Regions from separate parts of the Homo sapiens genome. Here region 2 is linked to region 1. A link is a contact called in ENCODE Hi-C or POLR2A ChIA-PET data. All regions are on one chromosome and are shown on one strand. Each heading gives the region's core, a stretch centred on a gene start or an enhancer-like site at or near the end of the contact. The rest is flanking DNA. Distances are from core to core; before and after follow the strand shown.

What was found. A loop is a pair of places that touch in the nucleus more often than their neighbours do. ChIA-PET counts read pairs that join two places held with the same protein, here RNA polymerase II (POLR2A).
Region 2: a loop to region 1 is called in a map of mammary epithelial cell, with 1.9 times the contacts of the local background. The contact joins the promoter of RASSF10-DT here to the promoter of PARVA in region 1. A Hi-C loop is called at or near these places in 1 of 168 maps with a recorded cell type or tissue (mammary epithelial cell). POLR2A ChIA-PET finds 5 or more read pairs at or near these places in 1 of 52 experiments (WTC11).

Annotation. Positions count from the first base shown.
Region 1 is chr11:12,374,385-12,380,401 of GRCh38, forward strand. It overlaps PARVA (parvin alpha), which reads left to right and starts at 3,187. Exons shown (of 13, transcript NM_018222.5): 1 at 3,187-3,399. The coding sequence starts at 3,264.
Region 2 is chr11:13,005,503-13,011,440 of GRCh38, forward strand. It overlaps RASSF10-DT (RASSF10 divergent transcript), which reads right to left and starts at 3,614. Exons shown (of 4, transcript NR_187419.1): 1 at 3,125-3,614. RASSF10 (Ras association domain family member 10) reads left to right here and starts at 3,814. Exons shown (of 1, transcript NM_001080521.3): 1 at 3,814-5,938. The coding sequence starts at 4,075. The coding sequence ends at 5,598.

The DNA.
Region 1 (6,017 bases), core at 1,937-4,436:
ACTTAAAGGCGTTCTTAAACCACAAACAATAGCATGAGCGATCTGTGCCTTAAGGACATGCTTCTGCTGCAGATAACTAGCCCAACCCATCCCTTTATTTCGGCCTATCCCTTTGTTTCCCATAAGGGATACTTTTAGTTAATCTAATATCTATAGAAACAATGCTAATGACTGGCTGGCTTGCTGTTAATAAATACGTAGGTAAATCTCTTTTCGAGGCTTTCAGCTCTGAAGACTGTGAGACCCCTGATTTCCCACTTCACACCTCTATATTTCTGTGTGTGTGTCTTTAATTCCTCTAGCGCCGCTGGGTTAGGGTCTCCCCGACCAAGCTGGTCTTGGCAGCTAATAATGGTATCCAGATCAATACTGGTTTGCAGACTACACTGTGAGTAGCACTGATTTATAATTCACCACCCATTCCCACTGGCCTTTCCAGAAAGATTGATAATGATCTTACCAGTAGAAATGCTTGAATAACAAGGTATCAGCATAATATTGAGACCCTGGCAACCATTCCCACCAATGCAGGTTACTGCATACATTAACAGGACTTTATCGTTCCCCTGTCTTCCAAAAATTTCTTGCCCAGGAAGATAAAAAGCTATGAATAACTTTCTTGTTCTTTTCAAGAACTCCCCACCAAATCTCATTGAAATGAACATAAACCCATTAGACTTTTCAATAGATAGCATTAAAAAGACTATTTACTCTCCAAGACTCTTGGAAAGCTTTGCCTAGGGTCTACCAGTCCTTATCTATTATATCATGATCCTTAGTCAAACTTAATCAAGCACCATCCCACTGGAAGGCCTGTCTTCATCAAGATTCCAAAACCTTATAAATATCCCTTCCCCTACTCCAAGATGCTACTGAGACTCTGCCAAGGCAGGGCTCTCCTTATCATGGTGTACAAAAAATTCAGCTTTGCCTTCTTCCACAGCTTATTTTGCTGATATTTTCTGGGAGCTAGCATTCAACAATCAAGACTTTACTCCTCCTTTTAGCCTTGCTCAGTGGTTTTCCAAGTTTAACGAACATAACAATTACTGAGGAGTATTATATATGCAAAAGCATGCATGGGCAACTGAAGGAATCTCCATGGGTAATTTTGATTATGGCACATTTAGGACTAAGCCTTGCATACAGATATTAGCAATTTTTGAAAGAATAAAGAACCACAGACTGTTAAGAGCTGAAAGTAGCCCTAAATGGCAAGACATCAGGGTGTGAATCAGCTATTAATACATCGAAATCACCTGATGTAGTCTGTTTAAAAAACACCTATCCCTTGGTTTCACCTGAGATCGACTGAATCAGAATTTCTGGAGATGGGGCCTGTGAATGCAACAAACTTCTAAGCGACTGTGATGCACGATCGAGTTTGAAAACCACTGTTCTGTGCCAACCATTTCATTTTGTAGATGAGGAAATGGAGACTCAGAAAAGGGAGTAAACCTTTCCAAGATCACACCGCTATTGAGCTACGTGTCTCTTAATTCCCTGACAAGAGCTCTCGGGGCTGGAGATACGCTTTTGGAGATGTCCTATATCTGATATCCTGAACAAAAATGATTAATGATGTAATCAAAACACACTTATATTTTGGCTTCTCACCATCCCTTTAAGATTTATTGTCTAGGAGGAGTTGTAGTAATCTTCCCAGGCTAGCAGACATCATGACTTTTCTGCTGTTAAGTAAGAGGCACCAACTAAAGCAGATTTTTTTTTTTTTTAAAAAAGGTAAAATTAAGACTCTTAAGATAAAATGAACCTATACGGTGTTGAGAATCTGTTGACTATCTTTTTGTTAAATTTTAGTTCTACTCAGAAACTGTTGCTTGTCACTTTATTTAGTTTAAGGAACTGTGGATGGGTTAATAAAAGGCTGAGTAACATCTCCTGGGAAGAAGCACAGCTGGCCCTGGCAGGAAGTGCAAGTGGGGTCTGGGAAAAGATTCAAGGTCCAAGCAGCTACTCCCCACGGTTTCCATTACTCAGACCACGTGGCTTCTTGAGCACACTTCTTTGCTCCATTCTTTGGTTTCCCTACTCCTCAGCATGCACGTGGCTAGAAACAGCCACCCTAGTTTTGATTGCGAATGATCATCAGTCACGAGCACAACTTCTGACAACAGTCTCTCCAGCTTAGTGCAGTCTTAACTGGGGCCAGCTGATCGTCTGCTCTTCAGTAAAGCAGTAGCGCCCTTTGGATTAGGTGTTCACCCAGGTTCAATCAGCTGTGGCCTAGAAGGGGCCACAAGGAGGAAACACAGTTGCCAAGGTGCTGTGAGTCTGTGTGTGAGAGACAGACAGAAGGACAAAGAGCCAGAGTGAGAACTTGAGATGGGTAAGCTCAATAACACGTGCCTTTTAATCATTTCCAGTATGAGTCCTTCAAACACTGTGCTTTGTATGACTCCCCTGTTATCTCAAATGAGTCTGGTTGTCACTCTCTTGCTTTTATTTAGGCAGGATAAATTTTGCGGGAAGTCCTGTAGGAGCTCATGGTTGTGCTTTTCCCATTCATGTTTCCACCACCACGTGGGATCTTCCTTTGTATAAGCTGCTGGAAACACGGATGTCTTACAAGAATAAGAAGCCTCGGCTTTACCCTTGTGCACTCCAAGCTTCTCAGTCTTGGATGGGAGTAGAGACGAGGAGGTTGACGGTCATGGATAGGTTCAGGAGTGATTGGTTCTGCCCACTTTGGTGGGGCCTGGACACATTTTGGTTCACTGCAATAATTTCTTCCAGGAGCTGCAGTCTTGTGGGCGCAAGACGTGGGCCTGATAACCCCACAGGCAGTAGTGCTGGGGCAGAGCGAGCTCACCAGCCGCCGGCTGGAAGACCCCGGGAGAGTAGCAGGGTTGGGTTGGTTCTCAGATGTGTTTTGCGCCAGGCTGTGTGGTGGGGACAGAGCCTGGGTAAATGAAGCTTTCCGGCTCGACCGCTCCCAACCTGGGCACACACGTCCTCCTGTCCTGCAAGGGGCAGTTTTGGGGCATCCTCCCTGCTTGGGGCAACCCAGGGGCGCAAGGCGCGGCCCCGGGAGCGCAGCTCCTTCCAGGGCAGAGGGCGGCGCGAGGGAGGGAGCGAGGGAGGGAGCGAGGGAAGGGAAAGGCGAGCGTGAGCTGCCTCAAATGCTTGGAATAATTCCGCTTCCGTTTGGAAAGCCGCAGCCTCAGTCCCGCCGCCGCCCGCTGCGTCCGCCCAGCGCCAGCTCCGCGTCCCGACCGGCCCGCGGCAGCCTGCGCCGCGCCATGGCCACCTCCCCGCAGAAGTCGCCTTCTGTCCCCAAGTCTCCCACTCCCAAGTCGCCCCCGTCCCGCAAGAAAGATGATTCCTTCTTGGGGAAACTCGGAGGGACCCTGGCCCGGAGGAAGAAAGCCAAGGAGGGTGAGTGCGGCCAGGCCGGCCGGGCGGGCGGTAGGAGCCGGGGGTGCCGTAGGGGCCGAGGGGCCGGGGCACTGGGACCGGGCGGGAGCGCGCCGCGGGTGCCCGGCGCGGTGGGGCGCGCGGCGATGCGTGCGCGCGCTTCCCGGGTACGTCGGGCAGGAGCGACGCGCACCCCACACTGAGCCCGGGGCTCGCGGGCCATCGAGGCCACCCCGCCCGCTCGCGGTCGCCCGGGCGCTGCCCTCCTGGGCCGGGGACCAGGCCAACGCCCCCGCCGGGCCGTGGGCGGGCGCCGCTTGGCGGCCGGAGGCGGCGGGACCGGAGCCCAGGCGGGGCCCCAGCCCGCAGACAGTGCGATCCAGTAGGCCCTGCCCCGCCCTCTGCGCCCGAAGGCTGGCATTTCCCAAGTTTCCGCTGCAGCTTTCCTGGGCGCCGTCGCTCTTACTCGTTGCCTTCATTGGTCCTTAAAATCAGGTCGTTTCCTGGACCTGCTGACGTCCTCTGGCAGCGGCGTCGTGGCTTTGGCCTCTTCGGGATCTTTTGTCCATCCCGAGGGCTGAGAAGGGCTCTGTTAATGGAGTAGGTGGACATCGAGTGTTTGTTGAATGAATGAGCGAAAAACTGGCAAACCTAGCGTGCCCTCGGTGTAATACACAATAAACTCCCACCAAAGGAGAAAACCTGCGTGAGACACAAACTTCGTCATGGGCCTGCTGTGAACTCAGGCATTCAGGGCTTTCGTAAAAACCTTTGTTTTTTCCCCACCAGAGTGAATTGAGGCGACCTTATTCTTTTTTTTTTTTTTTTTTTTCAGGGTAGTTTGCATGTAAAATATTTTTTTTTCCCATGCACAGATTTTGCGTCCTGGTTTTTGGTTTGAAAACGAGGTGGCAGTTCTCAAGAAGCACTGTGGTGACTGGTGTGTAGATAGAAGTTGCTGAGTTAAACATTTTTGTTTTAAACATTTTTTAGTTGATGCATGATGTACATAGTTCTGGGGCACATGTGATAATGTAATACATTCATATAATTTGTAAAGATCAAATTGCACAGGAAAGGGGTCCCAGTCCAGACCCCAAGAGAGGGTTCTTGGATCTCACGCAAGAAAGAATTCAGGGTGAGTCCACACAGTAAAGTGAAAGCAAGTTTATTAAGAAAGTAGAGGAATAAAAGAATGGCCACTCCATAGACAGAGCAGCCTGGGGCTGCTGGTTGCCCATTTTTATGGTTATTTCTTGATGGTATGCTAAACAAGGGGTGGATTATTCATGTCTCCTCTTTTTAGACCATATAGGGTAACTTCCGGACGTTGCCGTGGCATGTGTAAACTGTCCTGGCGCTGCTGGGAGTGTATCAGTGAGGACGACCAGAGGTCACTCTTGTCGCCATTTTGGTTTTGGTGGGTTTTAGCCGACTTCTTTACTGCGACCTGTTTTATCAGCAAGGTCTTTATGACCTGTATCTTGTGCCCACATCCTATCTCATCCTGTAAGTTAGAATGCCTTAACCTTCTGGGAATGCAGCCCAGTAGGTCTCACTCAGCCTTGTTTTACCTGGCCCCATTCAAGATGGAGTTGCTCTGGTTCACATGCCTCGGACAAAATCACTGTACTTGGGATATCCATCACGTTAAAGATTTGTCTTTTCTCTATGCTAGACCACTGGAATTCTAGATATTTTGAAATATACAAGAGGTTATTGTAAAATATAGTTAGTTTACCAATCTAACACTAGGTCTTCTTATATCAAATGGTATATTTGTAACCATTAATCAACTTCTCTTCCCCCCTAAAAAATGTTTTTAATAGATTGCTCCATGAATTAGAAATAACCTTTTGAAAGCTGTGATGCTGTGTGAAATTTTCATGTTTGTAAGTCATCTTAAAGTATAAAAACATCTTCAGCGCTGAGGATTATCAGACTTGATGAAGAACTAGACTTCTATTCCCTAGATTGAAACGAGAAGCAGCAAAAACATACAAAAGTTTCCCCACATTGGTTATTTTGGTAACCCATCGAGTAGTGTACAGTTGGTGGCAAATCATGAAACCCTGGCTTGGGAAGCTCTTTTCTAGACCATGTTTCTAACTTCTTCCTTGCAGCATTCCTGACATAGTCTCATCCAGTTTAAGATGGGGCAACTGAGAAATATTGAAGCTCATGACCTACCAGGATAACCATCTTTACCTACTCTGTAGAAATTTATCTCTCTGTACCTATCACTGTTGGTAGAGCCAGAGAATGAGTCTGGGGTGGCCTTTTATTACTACCTTGCTGAAGTAGGCTATCCTGCTTTCTAGAGTCTTCTCTCCACCAGGCCCAACATCCTCTATTCCTCACAGACATAATTTTAAGGACTTTTGCATCCTGTCTCTTTAGTTTCAGACAGGGTCCCTGCAGGAAAAAGAAGGCCAATTTAGTTGAGATTTTGAAAATAATTTAGTGAAAGGGCTATTGACAGAGCTGTGGGCAGGGTTAAGGGAACTAAGAAGGGATGCTGAGGTCCCTAGGGGCTAGCAACAGGAGGAAGCTCTTAATCACTCCGAGGCCTGAGGGACAAGGGAAGCAAATTGGAACCTATTACAAGCTGGGGTTATGGACGAGGGGCTGCTGGACTG
Region 2 (5,938 bases), core at 2,364-4,863, 630 kb after region 1:
TTATTGAGCATGTTTTATGTGCCAGTCACTGCACTAGATCTTTTATATATTGTGCATTATTTCATTTCATGTAATGACAACTCTATAAAGCAGGTTCCAATATTATACTTTTTTCCTCGTAAGAAGATTGAGGGTTGGAAAGCTTATAGCTGGTATTTGAAATGAGGCAGGGTGACTCCAAAACACACACTCTGAAACACCAGTACATGACCACATGCATACTCATTTCAGCATTTTAACTCAAGTATTTTCTCCCACCAAGAATGCCCTCAACCCCTCCTCCCCAATTATTGAAGCCTGCCTTCTGCATCCTTCCTAGCACCCATACAATCATTCTACCCTTTAATTAGTCCAGCAGGAATTTCATATATATCATTACTACAACAGGGATTCCATGTATTTGTCTGCTTCTAGAAATAAGTTATCTTGAGGGTAGCACAATATCTTAGACATTATTCATCTGAGTGTTCCTTAAAACATACGGGAAGATGGAGAACCTGCCATGTGCCAGGCACCCTAGGCACTGAGGACTAAACTGCAAATAGGACAGAGACAATCTTCTCTTTTGAAAAGCTCTATTCTTGTGGGAGTAAACAGACATAAAAAACGCATCACAGCACAATGTAACCTCCACATTAATAGACGCAGAAGAAGAGCGGGGAACCAGTTCTTTCTGGAGGAGGAAAGAAAGGACTCCCAGAGCAGGTGACATTTACCTGAGCTTCTGAAGAGTGAGTAGAAGTTCTCCAGTTGTTTAAGAGGAATCTCAATTAGTGGGAAAAGCATGTACAAAAGTGTGGATACATCAAGATGCAGGAGTTCTTCTGGATGGATGAGGTATTGGATTGCTAAAATGTAGGATTCCTTCATGGATTCATTAATTTATTCAACAGATACTGAGTAAACCTAGAATGTGTCAGGGATTGCACTAAATGTAAAGGATTCAAAAGTGAGCAAAACAGACATGATCCCTACCCTTGTGGAGCTTAGAATCCAGCAGGGATGGCAGCTGACTACAAAGCTCTAGCAATCCTGTGTGAGAGGAAAGGAAGAAGGGATAGCCCACATGTAAGTGAGAAGCTGGAGAAGTGGGCTGGTCCAGATTGCAAGAGACCTTTGACACCATTCTAGGGAGAAGGAAATCTCTCGTCAATCTATCACCAAGTCCTGCCTCTCCTGCCTCCTTGATAGCTCTCAATTGTGTCCAGTCTTCTCACCGCCACTATTCTCAGTATAGGTCATCATCTCTTCCTTGAATGAACGAGATAGTCTTCTAAAAGGCTTTCTTGCCTGTCATCCCCCACCCCCACCCATTGTCCTCAATGCAAACAGAGGGATCTTTAAAAAATCAAAATCTGTTCATGTTATGCCCTATGGTAGGCAGAATTCTAAGACAGCCCCATAATCTCCATCTTCCTGGGGGCTACTTTGGTGATTATATTACAGTACACAGCAAAAGGGGTTTTTCAGATATAGTTAAGGTTACTAATCAGTCAACCTTAAGACAGAGAAATTATCCAGGTAGGTTTGACTAATCAAGCACTTTAAAAGCAGAGTTTTCTCTAGCTAGTGGCAGAAGAGGATGGTAGATTGATTAGAAGCAAAGGAGGACTGGATGGATTTGACATGTGGTTGCTGACTTTAAAGTTGCAGGGAGGGGGGTGGATATCCTACAGAAAGGATCTGAGAGAGTTCTGTAGGAGCTGAGAGTGACCCTGGAGGACAGCCAACAAAAGAATGGGGACCTCAGACCTACAACTGAGAGGAACCAGATCATGCAAACAACCTGAATGGATTTGGAATTGGGTATTCCCCCAGAGCCTTCAGACAGGAACTTGAACCAGCCTATACCTTGCCTTTTGCCTCGGACATCCTGAGCAAAGTATGCAGCAGCCATGCCAAGTTGGACTTGTGATCTACAGAACAGTGAAGTAATAGATGGGTGTTGTTTTAAGTCACTAAGTTTGTGATAATTTGTTACATAACAATAGAAAACTAATATACCTCCGACCTTTCCAACCCCCCAATAAAACTACTGGGGATTTACCAGGCCCAGGCAGTTAATCGCTACACCAGTTCCATTAGGGAGGTATTTTTATTATCACCATTTCACAGACCAGGAAACTGAAGCTCAGAGAGATTAATACTTTTCCTAAGGTTATAGAGCTAGTACGTGGTGCTGAAATTTTTACTTGGCTGTTCTGACTCCAGATTTGCACTCTATGGGTTCTCATTGTCTTTAAGATAAATCCAAATACATAAGCATGGAATTAAAGGCCCTTCCTGATCCCATTCCTGTTCAATTATCCAACTTCAGTTTTAGGCACTCCTCTCAAATTCCTGACAGCCCCCATAACTAACATGCTCTTGATTCCTGACTGCACTACAATCCCTTCTAGAATGCTGCTTGTCCCTCCCCTCCATCTGCTTTCCTTTTGGCAGACTCTAATGGTCCTTTGGGTCTTGTCTAACACACCTCTTCTAGGGAAAGCCTTCCTTGCCCCTCCAAGATGGGTTGGATGCCACTCCAGGGTCCCCCAGAACCTCATGCTCTCCCTTATCAGAGGACACAGGACATTGTGTTGGGAATGTTTACTTGGCTGTGCCCTCCCACTAGACTGTGAACTCTTTGCAAGCCAGAACTGGCGATTAGTTCATTGTCAAATCCCTAGCGTAGGACCTGGAGCAGAGAGGTACTCAATAAATATTTGCTGAGTGAATCATTGAATGAACAAAAGTGCTTTAGCCAAGAGGCAATGGGGAGCCATCTAAGGTCTTGAAGAAAGGGAGTGAGCTTATTATTACACCTGTGCTCACAAGGACAAGTTCAGGGCAAACCTTGCACTCAGTGGACCATCCTCATCAGCAGTTAAGGATGAAACAAGTTCATTTGCATTGTGGCCTTGGGTTTCTTGCACTGTAAAGCTTGGCTGTTATCTCTTCTGGACCACATCTGAATATTAGAAAATGCCAGAAGCCTTCACAGTTTCCCCTTATGGAGGTGGAAAGCATAAAAATAGCTTGTGACTTGGGTCTGGGCCCTGAACTCCCACTAGAATGAGGAGCCCCTCTCCCAAAAAGGCTGTGGGAAGCTGAGGTGAAGGTGACGTGGAGACCCACTTACGTGACACTACAGGGAACGGGCAGCCGCCTCTGAAGGTCTGTCCCCCTCCAGCCCATACCGTTCCATGCCTGCACTTGCTCCCGGAGCACATTGCCGAATCTTGTTCTCCTTAGATATGCAAATATTGCTTCCTGTCGAGAAGGACTGGGAGGCCTTCCGCTTTAGAGGCAGCGCTTATAGCGCTAGCTGGTCGTGGAATGCGATTACAGCGTCTCCATTGGAGACCGCTGAGTGCCTCGGTTTCCCTGTCTGTGCAAAGTGCACTCCCCAGACGCCGCTGCCTCGAGGGACCAGGAAATGCGTCTGGGGGCGCCAGGAAAGATGAGAAGATAAAGTCACGATGCGTCCAGCTAGCTATAGACACAAGCAGAGGAGCCAGTAGGCCAAAGGAGACGCACAGCTGATCCGTGCCGAGGCGCGGGCTCCACTCCCTGAAGTGGAGGGACCCTTGAATCTTTCCTTGCGTAGGCGCGCGGCAGAGCAGCGATTTGGCGAAAAGGGCCGAGACTCAGGATGCCTGCAATGCGAGCGAGGGGCGGACAGGGCGCACGGGGCGCGGCAAGGCTGCGAGGGGCGGGCCTGGGCCCTGAGCCTCCTGCACTTCCAGCCACAGCTCTGGGCCTTGGGGGCGGGAAGGGGTGGAGCCACGTGGGGAGGAGCAAAACCCGGAGGTCCCGGGCACCTTGGGCAGAGCCAGAGCGGCGGGAGCCGGTCCTGGGCGCGTTGCCCCGGGAGCGCCCGTCGTCCGGGCAGAGCGCAGCCGCAACCGCGACCACAGCCGCAGTCGCTTTCCAGCCTGCCTTCGGTGCGCAGCGGGGGAACAGGGCTAGTGCAGCCGCCGGAGGGGGGCACGGGCTCCTCTCCCATCCCAGAGCTACTGGGCTGCCCTTGCTGTCCTCGCCGCCCCAGCAGACCCCGGCCGGACCTGCCACCTGCGCCCTGGTTGCGCCATGGATCCTTCGGAAAAGAAGATATCGGTGTGGATCTGCCAGGAAGAGAAGCTGGTGTCCGGCCTCTCCCGCCGCACCACTTGCTCCGACGTTGTGCGAGTGCTTTTGGAGGACGGCTGCCGGCGGCGACGGAGACAGCGGCGGAGCCGGCGGCTGGGGTCGGCCGGCGACCCGCATGGCCCGGGAGAGCTGCCCGAACCCCCGAACGAGGACGACGAGGACGACGACGAGGCGCTGCCGCAGGGCATGCTGTGCGGGCCCCCGCAGTGCTATTGCATCGTGGAGAAGTGGCGCGGCTTTGAGCGCATCCTCCCCAACAAGACGCGCATCTTGCGCCTCTGGGCTGCCTGGGGCGAAGAGCAAGAGAATGTGCGCTTCGTGCTAGTGCGCAGCGAGGCATCGCTGCCTAACGCCGGCCCCCGCAGCGCCGAGGCGCGCGTAGTGCTGAGCCGAGAGCGCCCCTGTCCGGCCCGCGGGGCCCCGGCGCGGCCCAGCCTGGCCATGACCCAGGAGAAACAGCGGCGAGTGGTGCGCAAGGCCTTTCGCAAACTGGCCAAGCTCAACCGGCGGCGCCAGCAGCAGACACCGTCGTCCTGTTCGTCCACTTCGTCGTCCACTGCCTCGTCCTGCTCTTCGTCGCCGCGGACCCACGAGAGCGCGTCGGTGGAGCGCATGGAGACGCTGGTGCATCTGGTGCTTTCCCAGGACCACACAATTCGCCAGCAGGTGCAGCGGCTCCACGAGCTGGACCGCGAGATCGATCACTACGAGGCCAAGGTGCACCTGGACCGCATGCGGCGTCACGGGGTCAACTACGTGCAGGACACTTACTTGGTTGGGGCAGGCATCGAGCTCGACGGGTCCAGACCGGGAGAGGAGCCAGAAGAGGTGGCGGCGGAGGCGGAGGAGGCGGCGGCGGCGCCCCCTCTAGCCGGCGAGGCGCAGGCGGCGGCGCTGGAGGAGCTGGCCCGGCGCTGCGACGACTTGCTGCGGCTTCAGGAGCAACGGGTTCAGCAGGAGGAGTTGCTGGAGCGCCTTTCAGCCGAGATTCAGGAGGAACTCAACCAGAGGTGGATGCGACGGCGCCAGGAGGAGCTGGCGGCGCGGGAGGAGCCCCTGGAGCCCGACGGTGGCCCCGACGGCGAGCTGCTGCTGGAGCAGGAACGGGTCAGGACGCAGCTCAGTACCAGCCTTTACATTGGGCTGCGGCTCAACACGGACCTAGAGGCCGTCAAGTCGGACTTGGATTACAGCCAGCAGCAATGGGACAGCAAGAAGCGCGAGCTACAGGGCCTTCTGCAAACTTTGCACACTTTGGAGCTGACGGTGGCACCGGATGGGGCTCCTGGCTCTGGCAGTCCCTCGCGGGAACCTGGGCCTCAAGCCTGCGCCGACATGTGGGTGGACCAGGCCCGTGGACTGGCCAAGAGCGGTCCTGGCAACGACGAAGACTCGGATACGGGACTGAGCTCTATGCATAGCCAAGACTCGGACTCCTTGCCCATGTGCGAATCCCTTGTGTAGGGGTGGGGGGCGGGGGGCGGGGGGCGGGAACAGGGGGATTCTTTTTTCTTGCAGAATGCAGTGGGCCAGCCGGCTCGCGGACTTGAAACCAGGCTGTTGCGAGCCCAGAGCTCCGGCTGGGCAGCAGCGCTCTGCGCAGCCTCGCGCTCATCTGGCTCCGGGGTGAGTGCAGAGCAGGGTGAGGGTAGAAGAAGTAGGATCCTCAATACAAGCTCATTAAAGAGAGGGAAGGAGGGAGGAGGCAAGAACCCCCTATACTGGAAAACAAACAACCCAAGGAAATTGACGTGGTCCGAGCCCATTTTCAAAGTAAGGAAGTATAATGGAGATTTCGCTACTC